Regions from separate parts of the Homo sapiens genome. Here region 1 is linked to region 2. Evidence: chromatin contacts called from ENCODE Hi-C or POLR2A ChIA-PET data. All regions are on one chromosome and are shown on one strand. Each heading gives the region's core, a stretch centred on a gene start or an enhancer-like site at or near the end of the contact. The rest is flanking DNA. Distances are from core to core; before and after follow the strand shown. Region 1 overlaps YWHAE (tyrosine 3-monooxygenase/tryptophan 5-monooxygenase activation protein epsilon). Region 2 holds the start of SMYD4 (SET and MYND domain containing 4).

Region 1 (6,847 bases), core at 3,021-5,520, 470 kb before region 2:
GAACTTTGGGAGGCCGAGGCGGGCAGATCACACGAGGTCAGGAGTTCGAGACTAGCCTGGCCAACACTGTGAAACCCCATCCCTACTAAAAATACAAAAAATTAGCCAGGCATGGTGGCAGGCGCCTATAATCCCAGCTACTTTGGATGCTGAGGCAGGAGAATCGCTTGAACCTGGAAGGCAGAGGTTGCAGTGGGCCAAGATCACGCCACTGCACTCCAGCCTGGGTGACAGTGCCAGGCTCTCCCTCAAAAAAAAGAAAAAAGAAAAAAAAAAGGAAAAGAAAAGGCCAGGTATGGTGGCATCCACCTCTAGTGACAGCTACTTGGAAGGCTCAGGTAGGCGAATCGGCTGAGCCCAGGAAGCCAAGGCTGCAGTGAGCTATGAGTGCACAACTGCAGAGACAGAACAAGATCCTGTCCGGAAAAAAAAGTTACCCACAGAATTTTCAGTCCCAATTCCACCTCAAGGTGAAGTTAAATACAAGGACTCAAGCAAATACTTAGTGCACCCATTTTCATAGCAGCATTGTACTCACCATAGGGAAAAGGTGGAAACCCACTGACCACCAAAAGTTTAATGACTAAACAATGTGTGCAAAATACATAAAATGAATTGTGTAAATTCAGTCACTAAAAGGACTGAAGCTCTGATCCATGCTTTTACATGGATAAAAACATTACGCTAGATGAAATAAAGACAGCCACAAAAGGACAAATATTATATGATCCCACTTACATGAGGTATCTAGAATGGGCCAAATTCATAGTGACAACGTAAAATAAAAGTTACTAGCAGCTAGGGAGAGGGGAAATGAAGTTATTGATTGTTTAATGGCTATAATTCGCTTTGTGTGGGGTGAAGAGAAAGTTTTCAAATAGTGGTGATTACACAACACTGTCAATGTATTCGGTGCCACTAAATTGTTGTGTGTGTGTGTGTGTGTGTGTGTGTGTGTGTGTGTGTGTGTAAAAGTCTCGCTTTGTCGCCCAGGCGAGAGGGAGAGGGAGACGGGGAGAGAGAGGGAGACGGGGAGGGGGAGGGGGGGAGGAGGGGGAGGGGGGGAGAGAGGGGGAGAGAGAGAGAGAGAGATTTGAAAAAAAGTCTCACTGTGTCACCCAGGCTACAGTGTACTGGTGCAATCGAGGCTCACCGCAACCTCTGCCTCCTGGGTTCAAACAATTCTCCTGTCTCAGCCTCCCGAGTAACTGGGATTGCAGGCATGCACCACCACACCCGGCTAATTTTGTATTTTTAATAGAGACAGAGTTTCACCATGTTGGTCAGGTTGGTATCGAACTCCTGATCTCAGGTGACCCACCCACCTCAGCCTCCCAAAGTGCTGGGATTACAGGCGTGAGCCACTGCACCCAGGCTATCACAACTTTTTAAAAGTAAAAAGTTATGTACGTATAAATATTCCTTACATATTTATCTACATTATCAAAAACTGGGAACAAGCTGAAGTATAAATGGGGGAACAGTTTAACACACATTAGTAAGACTGAAACTTGTTTATGCTAAAACAGAAAATATAAAATTATGTTTGCTACGAGAGTAACTATTAAAAACATGCCCATAGAAACAGAACACTGGCTGGGTGTGGTGACTCATGCTTGTAATCTCAGCACTTTGGGAGGCGAAGGCGGGCGGATCACTTGAGGTCAGGAGTTCCAGACCAGCCTAGCCAAAATGGTGAAAACACCGTCTCTACTAAAAATACAAAAAAAATTAGTTGGGCATGGTGGCAGGCCCCTGTAACTCCAGTTACTCAGGAGGCTGAGACAGGAGAATCACTTGAACCCAGGAGGTGAAGGCTGCAGTGATCTGAGATGGCGCCACTGCACTCTAGCCTGGGAGACAGAGTGAGACATGGTCTCAAATTTAAAAAAAGACTGAAAACTAATATAACAAAAATTAAAATAATTCTAATTCCTCTCATTTCCTTCCTCTACTCATTTTAACATGTTAGATTTCAATCTACCAGCAACAAAAATATCCCACATCAAAATAATTATGCTGACTGCTATGCTAGTGGGTTGAGACAGGTCTGTTTTAATACTATCCAAAGTAGTTTCAGTAAGAGCCAAAAGAATTACTATGCAGCCAAGTCTACAAAGACAGGCCCAAGAAACAACACGGAAAACCCAAACAGCGCCCCCCTTAACTTTCACGCTGAGCGCTGCTGTTCTTCCCCACAACTTACCTGCAGGCACGGTCAGGGGAATTAAGAATTTCGTAGTAGAATACGGAAAAATTGAGAGCAAGACCTAAGCGAATAGGATGCGTTGGTGGAAGTTCTGTCATTGCAATATCACTAGCAGCTTTATAAGCCACTAGGCTGTTCTCCGCAGCCTCCTTCCTGTCGTTTCCTGTGGCAAATTCTGCCAGATACCTGTGGTAGTCCCCTTTCCTAAAACAAAACCAAAATTAAAAAAAAAAAAAAAATTTAAACTAGGAACGATTTTTAAAGGAAAATAAGCTAAAATTGTTCTATATTATATAAAATGTGACAAAAATATATGTAACAATTAGGTGTACTTCAATAATTTTAAACACTCTCAGGAATAACTGGCTTCGTTTCATTTTTTTCCTTAGACATTTCATATTACTAAATATAAGCAAAAATCCCAGGAAATTAACTGAGGAGCCTCTAAAAATTAATAAAATTATCACCTGATAGACCAGAATTAAACAAGCAAGTGGTTCCAAGGAATGGCATGACAGTTTATTAATCATAAAATAAAATGTCTATATATAACACTAAGCACTGTGAAATGTATGCCGTTTGGGGGAGGGGAATGGGATAGGTCTCACAAAAACAAAAGAATATAAATAAGCAAAAGCTAATACATTTTCATAATAGCCCAACCACCTTTTCATTACAATATTAACTATCCTTCTAACATTGAACAATTATTCTTAAATAAAAGTTGAAAACCTACATAGAACAAAGTTATGGTTCTAAAAGGACCAACTTTCAATCTTACATTTTCCCTTCTAGTATAGAACCTACATTTTATAATAGAAAACCTTGGACTCGCCAGTGTTAGCTGCTGGAATGAGGTGTTTGTCCAGTACATCCAGAATGTCACAACAGATTAACTTTAGCTCAGTCTCAACCTAAAAAAAAAAAAATTTTTTTTAAATCAGATTAAGTCTAGAAATTCTACAAATTATTACATATTCTATCTCTGGTTTTGAGGTAGAGAGCTTAGTATTAAAAAGAATTTGTATCCCTCTCCAAACTCCCTTCTTCCTTCTTGACACAAAAGCAGAGAAAAGCTGCCTCTAGGTTATAAAAAGTATCTTTTCCCTTCTGCATGCTGCCTATTGTTACACACACACATGCAGGCACGCACACACGCCAGCCCCCACACCCCCTTCACAGTACCACAGTACAGCTACAGAATTACCAATGACTAAAACTGAACACTGATGCTTCTTGGTAAATGCTGGTCAATTACATGAATTACCTTCTTTCACAAGGTAGCAACGTAAAGACATTGCTCTAAGATCAACAATTAAATAAGAATTTAATAAGCAGAGCTAGGATTTGAACCCAGGCAGGCTGCAAGGGACAGAATCAAAATTTAAACCCAGGCAGTTTGCCTTCAGCACTCACATCCTTAACAACATTCACCAGGCAATTCCTTTAGTGGCAGAGATCCGTAACTATTAAAACACCGAAAACCTATCTACCAAAGTAGCTACTGCCACCCATCTCTATCCACTGATCATGCTGAACACGCACACCACCTCTCAACGCACATCCTCAGCTTGCTTCCTGTTTGCTATTAACTCATGCAGCACTACTGCTGAACCTTTCATGAGGGTCCTCTCCGTGCCCCTGGAACCTCCGTTTCACTGCAGAAAATTCTCTCTTTTTCTTCTATAATCACATCCTTATCCCAAGCAAAACTACTTTCTGAATAAACGACATCCCTGACAGCTTTTCCAATAGAGACTGGTCTAGGAGAAGGAAGACTTCTAAGTTCTCCTAGCTCCTTGCATACTCAATGACTGCTCTATTACTCCAAACTCTTCCTCCTCACAAGCTGATGATCTACATTCTATTTCTCAGTTTTTGTCATCAATAGATCTCTACACCCTTCTCCCAGATTCACTGAGTATCTACAGCAAACCCACCCAATACCTGAGATCACACCAAGGTATGGTGCAGCCATGTTCCATTCAACAGAGTTCTTTGCTCTCTACTCCTAGACTTTCACTTGTCCACACCCATGACCATGCTGCTCCATACTAGAAGTCTGAATTGCAACACTCCACTCTTGGCCCGTGGCTTCCTTTTTCAGTTCCTCTTCTCTTATTATTTCTATTTAGGGACTCATCAGGACATCTGGACTCTTTATTTTTTACTTTTTCTTTCTTTGATTCAGAGTTTCCCTCTTGTTGCCAAGGCTGGATGGAGTGCAGTGGCTCGACGTTGGCTCATTGCAACCTCCACCTCCTGGGTTCAAGCGATTCTCCTGTCTCAGCCTCCCGAGTAGCTGGGATTACAGGTGCCCGCCACCATGCCTGGCTAATTTTTGTATTTTTAGTGGAGACGGGGTTTCACCATGTCGGTCAGGCTGCTCTCGAACTCCTCACCTCAGGTACCTGCCCGCCTTGGCCTCCCAAAGTGCTGGGATTACAGGCATGAGCCACCACGGAAGGCCCCAGCTCACAACTTTCTATGTGACCTCAGGTATGTCAAACACCCAAAACCCTGGTTTGTGCATTCATAGTTGGGATAATACCTCCCCCTTCCAGTGCCATTTTAAAGATTTCATGTACTACCTTGCACAAATACATGTAACAAAAATATTTCTCTACTCAGGACAGTGCCCAGTACAGCTGGCGAGTCAGTAACTGTGGTTCCCCCACCCTTCCCTCCCCCAACCAACCTCACTTTCCACCTGCCCTGTAATTCTCTTCCCTGTTCTTTCCTGTATTTACGTGCCTGTCTCTTCTACTAGAATCGGTTACTCAACAGCAGCACTCCCGACAGTTTGTTGTGGGGCCCGTGCTGTGCCCAGTAGAATGGTTAGCAGCACCCCAGTCCCCACCCCACTAGATGCTAGGAACACCCTCCAGAAGTTGTGACAATCAAAAGTATTTCTAGACATTGTTAAACGTTCTCTGAAGTACAAAAGCACCTCTAATTGAAAACTGCTGCATTACAGTGATGGCTGTCCAACTTTTTTTTAACAAGACCTACAATAAGAAACATTTTATATATGTATATACACCCACAGTAAGTAAAATAACTTCATTAAATAATCCTCAGGGAAAAAAAAAGAGGAATCAGACAAATTAACCCAATATATTGGTTTTTGGGTGCTTTTTTTTTTTTTTAGATGGAGTCTCGCGCTCTGTCACCCAGGCTGGAGTGCAGCAGTGCGATCTCGGCTCACCGCAAGCTCCGCCTCCCGGATTCACACCATTCTCCTGCCTCAGCCTCCCGAGTAGCTGGGACCACAGGCTCCCGCCACCACGCCCAGCTAATGTTTTGTATTTTTAGTAGAGACGGGGTTTCACCATGTTAGCCAGGATGGTCTCGATCTCCTGACCTCGTGATCCGCCCACCTCAGCCTCCCAAAGTGCTGGGATTACAGGCCTGAGCCACCGCGCCTGGCCAACCCACCATATTTTTTTAAAAAACAGTCATCATTTTGCTTGAAAATACAATAGTTCCCCCTTATCCAAGAGGGATCCATTGAGACCTGCCAGTGGATGTGATGAAACCATGGAAAATACCAAACCTGATACAGACTATGTTTTGTCCTCATGCATAGCCACGGGTAAGTTTAACTTATAAACCAGGCACAAAGATCAATATCAGAAACATTATAACATACTGTAATACAAGTTATATGAATGTAGTCTCCTTTTCTCTCAAAATCTTAAGTGTACCGTCCTACAGGTAACTCAAACTGTGGATAAGGGGGGATGATGGCACAACAATCTCACCATTTGCCGATATTCCCGAATCATTTTTAGCTTGTCTTCTCCTCCCTTGTTTTCTTCTTTCTGTTCAATGCTGCTGATTATTCTCCAGGAGGCTCTTCTAGCTCCAATCACATTCTTATATGCAACAGATAGGAGGTTTCTTTCTTCAACTGTCAGCTCCACATCCATCCCTGCTACTTTCTTCATTGACTCCACCATTTCTGTATGGGAAAAGGAAAAGTCAGACCTTACAAATTTGAAGTTTTCTTAACATATTCCTTTCAAAGTAGTTTTTTTCTGTCAAGCTACTGCGAAAAAAACATTTTAACAAAAATAATTTCATAATCATCAAAACTAATATGAGTAAAAAGCCAAAAACATGTAAAGGAAACCAAACTAAGAGCCAATACAAAGACTCCAGAAGGTAGTTAGGTGGAGTGAGAAAGACTTCATATACTATCTAATATAATTTAGTGTGGTCTGAAAGCACCTCTCATTAAATAAGGTAATTAGGCACACCTAACTATTTTCCAGCAAAAAAAAATGAGCTGTCAGTTTAAGAGAAAGATTAAGAATTTACAGGTTCTAAAATGTATTGTCTCACAAATAAATAGTATTTCCAAAAATACAAAAGGAAGGGGAATTTGTTCATACAGCAAAAATATACGGAGTATATGGTTGGCCACCAACAGACTTTGGATGTTTTCTATCCTTCCTCGTATGAAGCTCCTTCATTGGTAAAACTTCTGATGATTCCTACTTGTTACCACTAGGTGGCGAGCAAAGAAAGGGGCCCAGAAAAGCCTTGGCATCTACCGCAAGCATAGGGAAACACAACGGCGTGTGAATGCAAAGCGCCACAAACAGCACAAGAAATAGTAACTGAATAAATACA
Region 2 (6,920 bases), core at 343-2,842:
CATTGCACTCCAGCCTGGGTGACAGAGCAAGACTCTGTCTCGGAAAAAAAAAAAAAAGGAAAATCAAGATTTCATTCAAGGAAGCCTGAAACAATAAAATCAATTCTTGTGGTCTTTTCCTCTAGTTTATATGCTAAGGAAGGATCTATATTTTCTCACAGCAATTCACTCAACATCCTTCCATTCAGAAATATTTACTGAAAGACTACTTTGTCACAGGCACCATGCAGGTGATGGTTATACAAAGACGAAGCAGACTAGATAGCTACCATCTGTGCTCTTAGATCCTCTTTTTTTTTTTTTTGTGAGGCAGAGTCTTGCTCTGTCACCCAGGCTGGAGTGCAGTGGCACCATCTCGGCTCACTGCACCCTCCGCCTCCCAGGTTCAAGCAATTCTCCTGCCTCAGCCTCCGAGTAGCTGGGATTACAGATGCGCGCAACTACGCCCGGCTAATTTTTGTATTTTTAGTAGAGACGGGGTTTCACCATGTTGGCCAGGCTGGTCTCGAACTCCTGACCTCAGATGATCCGCCAGCCTTGGCCTCCCAAAGCGCTGGGATTACAGGCGTGAGCCACCGCGCCCGGCCTGATCCCTCTCTAGTTTCTCTGAGACACATCCCAGATTTTTCTTTCTCACCCACCCCAGCAACTATTCATTTAACAAGGTATTTCCCTCTCTTACATAGTTCAGCGTTCTGATTAAGTCCTCACCATCTCGTCTGGCATTCTTCCTAGAGTGTTATAATTAATGTCCATGCCATTGGCACCACTCCCCACTTTCAATCCAGCCTCCAACACTGAGACAGAAGTCAGTGCTCTGCCCTTAAATTCATCAACGCTACTCCAAGCATACCAGGAAGCCCAGGACAAAACCATCCTTACTTGACCCTTGTCTGACTTTCTAATTCTCAGGTGTCACTTACTCCTCTGCATGCACCCTTGCATACTGAACAACTCATTGCTATCCCCGGCTTGCCAGGCTATTTCAACTCTCCAATGTTTTGGCATAGGCTACTCATGCTTTCCGGACCAACCCTACCCTGGCTTATGGAGTCCACCTGGAAAATTCCCACACGTTCTTCGACTCGGCTCAAATGGCACCTCCTCCGGGACGGCGTCCCTGATTTCCCAGCTGTGATTCCAACACCCTTGGGGCCTGTACCACGTCTACCTGGAGGTGGGGTTACTGACGGCATAAAGTGCCCCCACACACTGTCCTCTTCTCTAAGGACGGGGGCCGGGTCTGATTCCCTTTCGGAGACCCCCCACCCCCACCCCCCACCGCCACGGTGCCAAGCTCAGGGCTTGGAGGCGGGAAGTCAGCCCCGCGTTGCTGGACGAATCGGGTCACTACTGCGACTCTATTTAGCAGCGGAGGTCTCAAGGAACAGCTTTAACCTCCTCTGGGATACCAACCCGTGCACTCGCCAGAGACCGAGGCGAGAACGCCTCGAGAACCGCTCAGACGCGCCCGGAACTGCGCCCTGGTCTCCCTCCCAGCGCCCGCGCAGCTCCTGGCGCGCCCCTTGGCGCCCCGCTCCGCCCCGCACCGCGTCCGGCGTCCCGCGCCAGGCCTCGCTTGGGACCATGGGTGGGTCACGTGGGCCGCGCCTCGGCCAATGCGGCGGCTGCGTAGCGCCCGGGCCCGCCCCTGAGCCGCGCGCACGTCGGGGGCGGGAGCGGTGCGCGCAACTTCTCGGGCCAATAACTGCGCAGCGCGCGGGACCCGGGTGGGGAAGCTGGAGCTGTTGCGGGGTCCGCGGGGAAGTCTTGGCGGTGGAGCCATGGTCGGCCAACTGAGCGAGGGGGCCATTGCGGTGAGGAGGTGCCGGGGGCTGGGCCGGCGGTCCGGGGTGGCTGCGGCCCCGAGCCTCGCGGAGTAGAGAGGGGGAGGGGAGCCCGGGGCGACGGGGGATGAACGCGAGGGGAGGAGATGGCGGGGGGCGGTGGGGACCCGCCGGGCGTCCCTCTAGTGTCATCGCCCCCTCCTCAAAGCATTCTTTCGATCGTCTTTAAAACATGCTCACATTTTTCCTACGTAAGAACAAACTAAATAAACGCTTGCCTTTCTCTGCATCTTCCACCTGCGGACACTTTCTGTCTCTTCTCCTTTCCCCACCCACAGCCAAACTTCTTGTCTGGTTTCAGCCACTTCCTTTCCTCGCCTTTCATCAACTCTTTAACCCACTCCAGTCATCCCTTTGATCGCTGTAGAAAACCCTGGCTGAAGGTACCAGTGGCCTCCAAGTTGCTAAATCCAGCCCTTTTCCGTTTTCAGCTTACCTGAGTTCTCAGCAGCGTTTGCGTTTAAGCCCTGCTTGCTTCAGGTCACACCCTCTTCCTTGGTTTTTAGTGGCTCAGCTTGGCAGGTCTATCCCCGTCTTATTTGTAAGTCCCTCTTTGTAAATTTTTGTTGAATCAAGGCTCCCTCTAGGCCCTCTTGACTCCCGAGGCAATTTCTTTTTTTTTCTCCAGCCTGGGCGACACTCACTGTCGCCCAGGCTGGAGTGCAGAGGCGCGATCTCGGCTCACTGCAACCTCCGTCTCCCGGGTGCAAGTGAGTCTCCTGTCTCAGCCTCCCGAGTAGCTGGGACTACATGTGTGCGCCACCACACTCGGCTACTTTTTGTGTTTTTATTAGAGACTGGGTTTCATCATGTTGGCCAGGCTGATCTCGAACACCAGACCTCAAGTTATCCGCCCGCCTCGGCCTCCCAAAATGCTGGAATTACAGGCATGAACCACCGCGCCTGGCCCCAAGGCAATTCCATTGCCATCTATTAATATATGTCAGTTGCTCACAAATTTCTTTGTACAGAGCCACCTTTACTCTAAAAGACAAACTTCCGTCATCTGTCTGCTTATTCCATGCTTCAGAGGGTTTTAAGTTCAGTATACGTATCCCAAAGCAAATTCTTTATCTTTCTAAGTCTGGGCCTCTTGATCCCTATCTCCACGGATGGCACCATTATCTATTCAGTTCAGTGCTAACCAGAAATTGAGAAATCATTCCTCCTATATTGTCCATTACCTGGGCATCCAGTCCCTCACGAAGTGAAGTGTATTTTGCCTCTGCGTAGATCTATCAAGCCCACTGGCTTCTCTCCATCCATACTGGCACCGTCTTTTTTTTTGCCTGAGCTGCTGACTTCCACTCAGCATACGTTCCTGCCACCATTCCCATCCACAGCATACTCTCAGCCTACCTCTCCAGTCACCCCCACATTTTTTTTTAAATTTAGATTTCTGGTATATTCCATACTCCTACCTTCTTCCATGGGGCCTTTGAACTTTTTTTTTTTTTTTTGAGCTGGAATCTTGCTCTGTTGCCCAGGCTGGAGGGCAGTGGCGCGATCTCGGCTCACTGCAAGCTCTGCCTCCTGGGTTCACGCCATTCTCCTGTCTCAGCCTCCCGAATAGCTGGGACTACAGGTACCCGCCACCACGCCCGGCTAATTTTTTGTATTTTTTAGTAGAGACGGGGTTTCACCGTGTTAGCCAGGATGGTCTCGATCTCCTGACCTTGTGATTCGCCCGCCTCGGCCTCCCAAAGTGTTGGGGTTACAGGCGTGAGCCACTGTGCCCGGCCTTTTTTTTTTTTTTTTTTTTTTTTTTGAGGCAGAGTCTCACTCTTTCTCCCCATACCCCCCCACTACCGCCCCAGGCTGGAGTGCGGTGGCGCAATCTCGGCTCACTGCAACCTCTGCCTTCTGGGTTCAGGCAGTTCTCGTGCCTCTGCCTCCAGAGTAGCTGGGATTACAGGCATGTACCACCACACCTGCGTAATTTTTTGTATTTTTAGTAGACACGGGGGTTTCACCATGTTGCCCAGGCTGGTCTTGAACTCCCAACCTTAGGTGATCCACCCTCCTCGGCCTCCCAAAGTGCTGGGATTACAGAAGTGAGCCACCGCACCCGGCCCTGAACATTTTTTTCCCTCTGCCCACTGCCTGGGTGGTTCTTCACTCTTCCCCACACTGGCAAACACTATCTTCGTATCTCAGCTCATTTGTGACTTCCCTTACTAGGCTAAATCCCTTTGAGACCCCAATTCCTGTTCATTCACTTATTGAATTATTTATTTTTTTTCTTTTTGAGATGGAGTCTTGCTCTGTTGCCCAGGCTGGAGTGCAGTGGCACGATCTTGACTCACTGCAACCTCCGCCTCCTGGGTTCAAGCAATTCTCCTCCCTCAGCCTCCCAGGTAGCTGAGAATACAGGAGACTGCCATGATGCCCGGCTAATTTTTGTATTTTTAGTAGAGATGGGGTTTCACCATGTTGGCCAGGCTGGTCTCGAACTCCTGACCTCAAGCAATCCACCTGCTTCGGCCTCCCAGAGTGCTGGGATTACAGGCGTGAGCCACCGCGCACGACCCCATTCACTTATTAGATGCATGACTTGAGGCAAGATACTAAACTGTTTCTTTTCTGTAAAATGAGAGCAATGATATCTATTGCATAAGGTAAGTAGGAGGATGGAGTGAGTTATTAAATTTAAAGTGCTTAGCACACTGATACATAGTAAATGCTCAGTGTTTATGTTACCTATTAATAATTGCAGTTTTATGTTTGTTGATTTATCAGTTTCTTTTTAAAATTTTAAAATTATTGTGTTTGTTTGTTTGTTTGTTTTGAGACAGAGTCTTGCTCTGTTGCCCATGCTGGAGTGCAGTGGCACATTCTCGGCTCACTGCAACCTCTGCCTCCCGGGTTCAAGCGATTCTCCTGTCTTAGCCTCCCTAGAAGCTGGGATTACAGGTGCCCACCACCACACCCTGCTAATTTTTGTATTTTTAGTAGAGACAGGGTTTCGCCATGTAGGCCAGGCTGGTCTTGAACTCCTGGCCTCGAGATCCACCCACCTTGGCCTCCCAGTATGCTGGGATCACAGGCTTGAGCCACTGTGCCTGGCCTAATACTTTGTGTAAATTCCATGAGGCCTGCAATCATGTCTGGGTTATTTTACTCTGCATTGTATCCCCAATACCTGGAGAAGTGCTGGCAAGTTTTAGGTGCTGAATAAATGCTTGCTAGTTGCATGAATGAATGAGGCAGTGGGAAGAAAGGGACAGGTGAATGGGGAAGAAAGGCAGCTTGGGGGAAAAACAGGAACAGGAAGAACTATTGTTGGACTCAAGTGAATATTTAAATAAATTAGGAATGTGTGAATGCTGAAACCGGGGAAGTGATTTTAAATTGTAGCTTTCATTTACTTTATAGCTGCTACCTTGTGTCTTTAAGACAAATTAAGAATGTTTCTAGGCCAGGCGCAGTGGCTCACGCCTGTAATCCCAGCATTTTGGGAAGCCAAGGCAGGCAGATCACCTGAGATTGGGAGTTTGAGACCAGCTTGGCCAACATGGAGAAACTCTGTCTCTATTAGAAATACAAAATTAGCCAGGTGTGGGGGCGCATGCCTGGAATCCCAGCTACTTGGGAGGCTGAGGCAGGAGAATCTCTTGAACCCGGGAGATAGAGGTTCCGGTAAGCCAAGATCGCACCATTGCACTCCAGCAACAAGAGCAAAACTCCATCTCAAAAGAAAAAAAGAAAAGAATGGTTCTTCACTTTTAAAAAGACTGATCATGGGCCAGGCGCAGTGGCTCATGCCTGTAATCTAAGCACTTTAGGAGGCCAAGGCAGGTGGATCACTTGAGGTCAGGAGTTCGAGATCAGCCTGGCCAACATGGGGAAACCCTGGTCTACTAAAAATACAAAATTAGCTGGGTGTGTTGGCGTGTGCCTGTAATCCCTGCTGCTTGAGAGCCTGAGGCAGGATAATTGCTTGAACCCGTGAGGCAGAGGTTGCAGTGAGCCGAGATTGCACCAGTGCATTCCAGACTGGGCGACAGAGTGAGACTGTCTCAAAAAAAAATAAAGAATGATCATGGAGATATTTAAATAATTTGATAAGTTTTTTTATTTTTTAGAGATGGGGTCTCACTCTGTTGCCCATGCTAGTCTCAAACTCCTGGGCTTAAGCGATCCTCTCGCCTCAGCTTCCCAAAGTGCTGTGATTATAGATGTGAGCCACTGCACCTGGCCATGTTTTTATATTCAAAATTTTATAAACCTATTTCCAGCGTAGGTGAAGTATTTTGTTCATAAATGAAGAATGAAAGTTTCACATGTGTTTGTGGTGATGGAATGAGTTGGAGAACCTTTGCTGACTTTCATTATCAGCTAAAGCAGGTATCATTTTCGTTCAAAAGACACAGGCCACAAAGGGTACGCAAATACCACACACATGTGAAGGCGTTTGGGCAAGAGTCACATGATAAAATAAGAGATGATGCATAGAACTCTTGTGGTCAACAGAATACATAGCATTTGTATCTTAATTATATAACGAAAGGGGAAGGGAACTAATGTTTTTGACTATTTCTAATGTGACAGATGCTTTAGTAGTCAGTACTTAAGTAACCCTAGAAGATAGCTATTATACTCCCATTTTACAGAGGAAGGAAGTACAGAGAGGTTGAATAATGTGTCCATGGGGTGAAGATTTGAACACATGTGCCCTTGAGTATTACATTTGTTGCTTTATATACTTACTAGGGATTTTTTTTTTAAAGGGTCTCACTCTGTTGCCCAGGCTGGGGTGCAGAAGCACAATCTCAGCTCACTGCAACCTTCACCTCCCAGGTTCAAGTGATTCTTTTGCCTCTGTCTCTCGATTACAGACGTGCGCCACCACGCCCAGCTAATTTTTGTATTTTTAGTAGAGATGAGGTTTCGTCATGTTGTCCAGGCTGGTCTTGAACCCCTGGCCTCAAGTGATCTGCCGCCTCGGCTTCCCCAAGTCCTGGGATTACAGACTTGAGCCATTGCACCTGGCCGTAATTTTTTTTAAATGACAGAGTCTTGTTCTTTGTCTCTCAGGCTGGAGTGCAGTGGCATGATCATAGCTCACTGCAA

Evidence for each region. A loop is a pair of places that touch in the nucleus more often than their neighbours do. ChIA-PET counts read pairs that join two places held with the same protein, here RNA polymerase II (POLR2A). Pooled maps may share reads with other maps.
Region 1: a loop to region 2 is called in a pooled map, with 2.7 times the contacts of the local background. The contact joins the enhancer-like site here to the promoter of SMYD4 in region 2. A Hi-C loop is called at or near these places in 1 of 37 single-sample maps with no recorded cell type and 3 of 50 pooled maps. POLR2A ChIA-PET finds 5 or more read pairs at or near these places in 3 of 52 experiments (B cell and activated naive CD4-positive, alpha-beta T cell).

Annotation. Positions count from the first base shown.
Region 1 is chr17:1,358,886-1,365,732 of GRCh38, forward strand. YWHAE (tyrosine 3-monooxygenase/tryptophan 5-monooxygenase activation protein epsilon) reads right to left here. Exons shown (of 6, transcript NM_006761.5): 2 at 5,974-6,173; 3 at 3,017-3,123; 4 at 2,207-2,413. Among named protein-coding and RNA genes, the nearest start is that of YWHAE, 38 kb to the right of the region's middle. Within about 2 kb of position 4,271, at least 11 of the 41 ENCODE cell types and tissues checked have a DNase peak (open chromatin) inside an H3K27ac peak, as active enhancers do; they include B cell, where a contact is called at or near this core.
Region 2 is chr17:1,828,310-1,835,229 of GRCh38, forward strand. SMYD4 (SET and MYND domain containing 4) reads right to left here and starts at 1,593. Exons shown (of 11, transcript NM_052928.3): 1 at 1,417-1,593. RPA1 (replication protein A1) reads left to right here and starts at 1,696. Exons shown (of 17, transcript NM_002945.5): 1 at 1,696-1,817. The coding sequence starts at 1,785. RefSeq lists a silencer at 1,445-1,964 and an enhancer at 2,592-3,092.